3 separate regions of the Mus musculus genome follow, and regions 2 and 3 are each linked to region 1. Evidence: chromatin loops called from intact Hi-C (ENCODE). Cell type or tissue: heart. All regions are shown on one strand.

What was found. Hi-C counts contacts between places; a loop is a spot of excess contacts. Peaks named below come from ENCODE experiments on the same cell type or tissue, not always from the same donor. Only the 100,000 strongest peaks of a DNase experiment are listed, where the experiment ranks them.
Region 2: it touches region 1 in a loop (8-fold over the local background); 2 of 42 quality-filtered maps call a loop at or near these places.
Region 3: a loop joins it to region 1, with 12 times the contacts of the local background. A loop is called at or near these places in 5 of 42 quality-filtered maps.

Annotation. Positions count from the first base shown.
Region 1 is chr11:48,873,434-48,875,933 of GRCm38, reverse strand. No RefSeq gene overlaps it. Among named protein-coding and RNA genes, the nearest start is that of Irgm1, 3.3 kb to the right of the region's middle. In heart, a CTCF peak has its summit at 1,310 (motif pointing left); no DNase peak of the experiment used is centred here; H3K27ac peaks cover 581 bases.
Region 2 is chr11:49,535,676-49,538,175 of GRCm38, reverse strand. Olfr1382 (olfactory receptor 1382) reads right to left here. Exons shown (of 1, transcript NM_001011790.1): 1 at 2,054-2,500. The coding sequence ends at 2,054. Among named protein-coding and RNA genes, the nearest start is that of Olfr1382, 1.7 kb to the right of the region's middle. In heart, a CTCF peak has its summit at 1,304 (motif pointing right); no DNase peak of the experiment used is centred here.
Region 3 is chr11:48,990,996-48,993,495 of GRCm38, reverse strand. Tgtp1 (T cell specific GTPase 1) reads left to right here and starts at 1,250. Exons shown (of 2, transcript NM_011579.3): 1 at 1,250-1,492. Gm42074 (a long non-coding RNA gene) reads right to left here. Exons shown (of 4, transcript XR_879821.2): 3 at 1,683-1,900. In heart, no CTCF peak of the experiment used is centred here; a DNase peak (open chromatin) is centred at 1,135.

The DNA.
Region 1 (2,500 bases):
TGTGAAATAATAAATCAACTTAAAATATTTTTTGGATTGGAATTGGAGAATAAAGTGGAGAAGAAGAGGGAAGAGAGAAACAAGGAAGGAATACTGGGAGAGACAATCAAAACCAAGGGTCATTTGAGGGGTAGTATGGAAACCTAGTCCAGTAGATGCTTCCTAAAATACACACACACACACACACACACACACACACACACACACACATGAAGGTGATCTAAATGAAATAGCCATATAATGGGGGAGGCAGAACCCTAACTAGATCTCTCACGTCACCAAATGAAGCCTCCAGTACCAGGAACAGATTCTCTTTCAGGGCTGGAGAGATGGCTCAGTGGTTAAGAGCACTGACTGCTCCTCCAGAGGTCCTGAGTTCAAATCCCAGCAACCACATGGTGGCTCACAACCATCTGTAATGGGGTCCCAGGCCCTCTTTTGGTCTGAAGACAGCTACAGTGTACTAATACATAAAATAAATAAATCTTTTTTAAAAGGGAATAGATTGTTTTCAATCAAAGAGTGACCATTTTTGAGTGACCAGATTGTATTTGGTCACCATAATTAGTTCAGAAGTCCTGACTTGATAAGAGAAAATGACAAAGCCATGGTAAAACTTGTGCTGGTTACAATACCTGAAAGAAACAACTTAAGGAAGAAAGAATTATTTTTGACTCATGGTTTGAAAAGGCTAGAGTTGGTTCAGTCCTTGGCCACTTGGCTCGTGCTTTTAGGGAGAGCTTCGTGGATTTGGGGGCATGTGGTTTAGGAGACTGTTCAGCTCATGGCTGACAAGAGACAGAGAGAGGTAGAGACACAGAGACAGAAAGAGACAGAGAACAGCTTAAGATGGTGTACCTTCACTTCAGGACGGAGGCTTATAAAACCCAAGAACCTAAGGAAACTTCAAGAACCTTGAGCTCAAAGGCTCAGACTCACAACTCCCTTCCCCACGCTTAGACAAGCAGTAAACCCTTGCTGGGAGAGAGGAGCCATCCTTCTGGAGTGCCTGCTGCAACCAGTGCAGGAGCTTCCAAGGATGCTGTGTTCCTGAGTCCTGGTGAGGTTGGGGTGGGCTTATCAGTGAGGTCACTGCCCTCAATCACCCAAGCTTCTACAAAGAACCCCAAACTGTTTATTGGTTGACTAAGGCAGACTTGGAGGAAATGTCTTTGCTCTATCTGGGGTGAAGAGATGACTCTCCAGAAAAGACACACGACTGAAGCCTTCTCTATCACCATCTCTATCTACGCAGCTCTAGTAGTGCGAGAGGAAATGGAAAAGGGAACCAGGGTGACACCTAGCGGCTGCTTAGGAAAGAGTTTTTTTTCCACATGTATTCTTTTGTCAAATTTTTTGAGACTTCCATACATGAGTCTCCATTCACACCATTTCCTTACCTGCCTTTCTCCCTCCAATCTCTCCCACATCCTCCACTTCTGCTCAAATTCCTCTTCTTCTTTAATTTGTATTGTTACACACACACACCCTCAAAACCCTGTGAGTCCATTTAGTGCTCCTTGTAGGAGTAAGTGTTTAGGGTTGATCATTTTCACTTGAGACTACATAATAACCCATAATCCATCAGGAGTCTCATCCCTAGAGAAGATTAATGCTCCTTGAGAGAGAAATGTTTTTAATCTGAAATATGTGAGCCAGGGCAGAGTGAGTCCAATATTAGAAAACCAAAATATTACATGAGAAAATATCCCACTTTCTATGCCTTCAGAGAAAGGAGAGGCAATTAGTCTGCATATGCAAAATAATCTGTGAAGATGTGCACACTCATGCACACGCATGCACACACATGCACACACACGTGATTTTTAAAAGAAGATAAAGAAAGACTGCTTCACCTCAATCGAATTATGCCATGAAGTACTGAGAGAAACCACCTCCTCCGAGTGAGGTCAGAGTGCTGAGATACCTCATATATTTTGCAGCAAAGACTTCCCATGTCCAGGATCCAATAGCAGGCCACAGCCTGGAGAGGGCAGCTGCAGAAAGGATAAAATCCTTGCCGAGCCCCAACTGTCAGCTACTTGGTTTCCTTGTACGAGTCAAAGTGCAATTCCAGATACTGAAGAACTGAGGTGTGTCTCTGTGACAGCTGGAGGAGATAAGTCGCCTCTGTGGGTGCTTTGTGAGAGGAGGAGGAGGAGAGGAGCCGTATGAAGCCCTATCTCTGTCCCTGTGGGAGCAGGAGACCAGGAAAGCCCTTTCAGTCAGAGTCCTCTGTGCTGCAGCCGACAAGCCTTTCCTGTGTGAGTTGGAGTCACAGATAGGAACAAGGCCCATGAGAAGCCAAGTGCTGCGCTTGAAGCTAAGACACCTACACTACCCCTGACAGAAATACTGGGGCTCTTTTTTTCAGTCACAAAGAAAGTAGCAGATGATTTCATTATCCTAGCACAGTAGTGAGTACAAGACTCTGTAGGCTCGGTGACCTCAAGTGTGTGTGTGTGTGTGTGTGTGTGTGTGTGTGTGTGTAGATTTATGA
Region 2 (2,500 bases), 660 kb before region 1:
TTCTAGGGTTTGTCCTTGGTGGCATACTTCAGCTTGCTGCTCTTTTACATGATTGACAAGGTTCTCTTTCATGAATAGATTAAATCTGCATCCATGCAGTTACTGATGGTCATTTGGCTTATCCCCACAGTTTGCCAGCTATGAGTAAGGATGCCTTGAACCATTGATAGCTTTGGTATGTGAATATTGACTTCTGTATTTTCAAGGAAATGTGGGTAAGATATGTTAATGAAGCTAATAATGTTTAGTACATACCTGAAAAACCTGGATACACAGGCATTTTGTATAAATGATACGGACTTACATAGAATCTGAAAATGACAAAAGAAAAGAAATCTGCTATTCAAATTCTTCACACTAGTGCCCACCATGGAAGGTGTTTGTGTAACCTGCTATTGCAATTATTTTGCCAGAAATTTTGATGAGTCAAAATGAGTAGAACCTATAGGAGCTAAGCTTGTTGTTAGATCCTGACCAGGGGAGATTTATATTTCTCCTTTGTCTTCCAGGATTCTACAAGCCCCTGCCTCCAGTCTGAGAGGATGACACACAATAAGGGGGTTGGGTGAGTGAAAGAACTATGTGTGTTTTCTAGGGGGTTGCCTCTGCTCAGCTCCGGGATAATTTCATCTGAAGCATTTGGGGATCAGTGTTTCCAGGTATCTGAGTTCCTTTATAAGATAAAATGATAGGTTTTCCTGCTTATTAAAAACATTGTCAGTACAAGAACTGCACATGATTAAACCAGACAACAGTCCAGCCCAGAGAGGGAGAGCCTTGTGTGCTCCCACCCCTAGCAGAAAGGCGGCGATCACTGACAGCTGCTGAGGAAGGAGAGTCAGTCTTCTTTAGTTTCCTTTTCTGCTCAAAGATTTCTGCTTGATTTTCTGTTTTATTATGGATTTAGGGCTCAAATCCAGAGCTTGCTTTGCGCATAGTCCGCAAATCCTCTGCCCCTGAACTGCAACCCAGCCCTTCCGTTTGACTTTTGAATTATTTCTGGCTCTCTAAGTTGTTGTTGTTGGTGGTGGTTAGGTTTCTGCATTATATCTGTACTGTCTGTATTTGTTGACTCATTTCTTTTAAACATTTATTTAAAATTCTCCATCCAAGTGTTTGCTCCATCGATTCCTTTATGGGGAGGAGAAGTTGAGTTTCCATGAACGCTCTTTGTGTGCATTGCTGGGCAACATCATTTATGAACTGAAGATCTAGGTGGTTATTCCAGCCTTTCAGATCTGACTTTGTGATTGTTCTTGCAGACATTGAAAGCAGGATTTTTGCATTCTCTGAGTCTGGAGCCACCTTTGCCTATTCAGCACTAGATGGCAGGCTAAGCCCAGGTTAGCCAAATGCACAGTACTGGTGTGTGTCAGTGTTTCAGAGGCAGAGGGTGACACAAGGCCAGAGAGATCTACAAACTTCAGCTGCTGTGTTGTTCAGCAAGTGTGAGCAGAGTCCCAAGAAGGTTGCTTTCATGCTACAATCCTCTCCGTATCCCAGTAAGTGCCTCATTTGTAACCAGTGGGTCTGTGATGAGAAGCAAGTAATTCCACTGGCTCTAGGTAGACTAACCAGAGCAAGACAAGGCTCTGGTCATATGCGACACCGATGGCCACAAACACCACAACTGAAGCACAGCCTACACTGAATCTGGTCCCTTGAGACCATTGGAGGTCGAGATAAGTCCAGTGCACACACTGGCGTGAGCTGCTGTCCTGAGTTCCAAGGTAAAGGCTTGTGATTACAGCACGATTCTGCTCTAGAAACTGAAACCTCGGACTCTGAGGAGTTGGGTACTGTGATGAATCAATGCTTTTGCCACCTAGTCTGACCCTACCTGGGATGTACAAATAAGAAAATTTCTTGAATTTGTTCCATGTTATTTCCATAGTATAAAATAAACTAGTAATGTCATTAGCAAAAAGTGGGAAATTCCAAAATAAAAGGATGGATTCTATAATCACATTTATGAGTAATGTATTCCAATAGTAAACATCAATTAATTTACAGTAACCTAATACTAAATAATTTTCTGCTCTTGTTTGCTCTCCTACCTGGAGTCTGTGCCTCTCCCTAGCACCTTCCACAGAGCCCCCTTCACATCCTTGTTCCTCAACGTATAGATCAGAGGGTTGAGCATGGGGGTGATTACAGTATAAAAAAGGGCAACAAACTTCCCCTCACTATCAGAATACCTGTGGACAGGTTGGAGGTACGTGGAGATGGCTGAGCCATAAAACATGGCAACCACAATGAGATGAGATGCACATGTCCCAAAAGCCTTTCTGCGACCAGCCATTGACCTGATGTTCAGCACTGCCCTGGCAATGTGAGCATAGGAGCCTAGAATTAGCAGTAAAGGACACACTAAGATTATGACCCGGGCCACAAACAAATTGACCTCTGTTCCTCCTGTGTCCTCACAGGCCATCTTCAGGAGAACAGGTAGCTCACAGAAGAAGTGATTCAGTTGGTGTCCACAGAGAGGCATGGTCAT
Region 3 (2,500 bases), 120 kb before region 1:
AGAGATAGGGAAGAGGGGACTATAATTCAGCTTTTACAGGCTCAGGTGCCAGGAAGGGAATAGGGAGGAGGGAGTGACAACAGGCTCCTATCACGAGGCCATTTGGCCTGTCAGGGAGATTGTGAAGGGCTCGCTTTCTCACGGGATGGTCTCTGACAACACCTCACTCTCTTACTCACTCTAACCCTAACTCTTTTACTCTCTTCTCTCTCTGTCCCTTCTCTCCCCAATCCCCTCCCTGCTCTTTTTCATGGGTTCATGGCTGGCCTCTACTCCTCTCCCCTCTCCCCTCTCCCCTCTCCCCTCTCCCCTCTCCCCTCTCCCCTCTCTCCTCTCCCCTCTCCCCTCTCCTCACTCCTCTCTCCCCTCTCCTCTCATCTCCCCTCTCCCCTCTTCCCTCTCCTCTCCTCTCATCTCCCTTCTCCTCCCATCTCCCTTCTCCTCCCCTCTCCCCTCTCCTTTCATCTCCTCTCTCCTATCTTCTCTCCTCTCTGTTCTCTCCTCTGTCCTCTCTCCTTTTGCTTCTCCTCTGAGAAACCTACTCTGATTACAGCCCCCCTCTTTGGTGGTTTAGATAAATAGGGCTCAGATCCTGGCAGAAAAGTGTAGAGAGCAAGGGCTGTGTGTGGACAAGTAAGGACAAAGAAACTCAGGGAGATCCAACTGTCCATCCCACGGTCTCCTTTCTATGTGCAGTTCTTCCTGGGACACCAGCTTTGCTTACTGGCAGTCTCCCTGCTTGCTTCCTTGCTTGCCTGGTTGGCTATGGTACCTGCTGGAGATCTGGTACAGAATCAAGCCTCACCCAAACTCAGACAAGAATGAGTTAATTTACCCAAAATATGAACTTTGTGGGCTTTTCCTGTATAATCCTTTAGCTGACAATAGCTGGGGCCTTAGCTAGAAAATGCTCTGGATTTGTCTAAGCCAATCTCTTTTTAATAAAAAAGGCTCTAATTTACTTAAAGCAAAACTTAAGTCGTGCTGCAAAACCTCTAAACCCAAGACCAACACCAGGATAGTTTTCCCAGGGGTAGAAGCCATCACATGAGTTAGCATTCTCCCAGAGGAATCCAAAGGGGAAGAACAGCTTGGCACCTTTGTGACCTTATTTACACAAGAATTTGAGGAGTTTCCACTTGGTTCCAACAAACTAGCCATTTCCAGGAATCGAAACTGAAACCTACCTGACTACAGCCCCCCTCTTTGATGGTTTAGATAAATAGGGCTCAGATCCAGACAGAAAAGAGTAGAGAGCAAGGGCTGTGTGTGGACAAGTAAGGACAAAGAAACTCAGGGAGATCCAACTGTCCATCCCACGGTCTCCTCCTTTCTATGTGCAGTTCTTCCTGGGACACCAGAACTCCACACCTCATGTCCTCTCTTCATAAACATCCTGAATCTGAATTCCAGTTTTAGATAAAGACGTTCCCTAAGAGGAAAGCCATCACAGAAGTGTTATTGCCACCAGATCAAGGTCACCACTGCTGAGGTAAGTGAAGGGTGTCTAGCTTCAGCTTGTTTGATAATCCAAGATGTGTGATAGCATGAGGAGTGCTGTCCTGACACCAGGAAAGGAGAGCTCAGGTTTGTACTCAGGGAGGATCCTGGGCACAGGAGTATCTTTCAATGGCCATTTTTTGGACCACAGAACATCCCAAAGCAGAGGAGACAACCCCTACCTTCCACCTGTGTTTTGTGGACCATGCTTGTCTTCTGGAGCAGTCAAGCTTGGAGAAAGATGCCAGGTTGGGATACTCAGATGCCCTTGGAGTTTGTGCTGTAGGCTCTTCATTTGTCCCATGGAGATAAAGTCCCAGATCAGAAACAGCCACAGACAAGCTCTGGCAGATCATGTTAGGGCCTCTAGTTTTCAAAAGATTCCTCTGCCCTCTGTCACCTGTTACATAGAAGGGCCTTTTTGTAGTTCTTTCTGTTTCTCTCTTGCAGTGTGCAAAACAATTTGCTTCATGCATTCTGGACTTTCACTATAGTATGAATTCAGCAGTTTCTTTTTCTTTTTTTTTTTTTCATGACCCCAAAATATTTATTTTTAATTGGTTGGCACTGTAAGACTGTAGGAAACTACCAAGCCAGAATTTGGTGTCTAAAAACTATTTACAAACCTTAGCAACCATATTTCATATTTTTACCAAGTTAACAGAAAAACCTTGAATTGATATTTCACTTAGACATCATAAAGTATTCCCTAATTACATTGAATGATATTGACAAAAGTGGATGGAATAGATAGAAAATAAATGACTATATCACACAGTACATTAAAATTTGAAACATATCAAATGTTTTAAAAGGTTCAGTTGATTTGAAAAGAAAATGTAATCATTTCTCTAAGCCAAAGGAAACCAGAAGTAAATATCATTAAAATGGGTATATTTAAAATCTTCTTACAAATCTTACACAAAAAAACCACTTCTAATCTAGTGATAAAACCACCTACACACACCTGTCTCTAGCCACTTGTGAGCATGTGTGCACG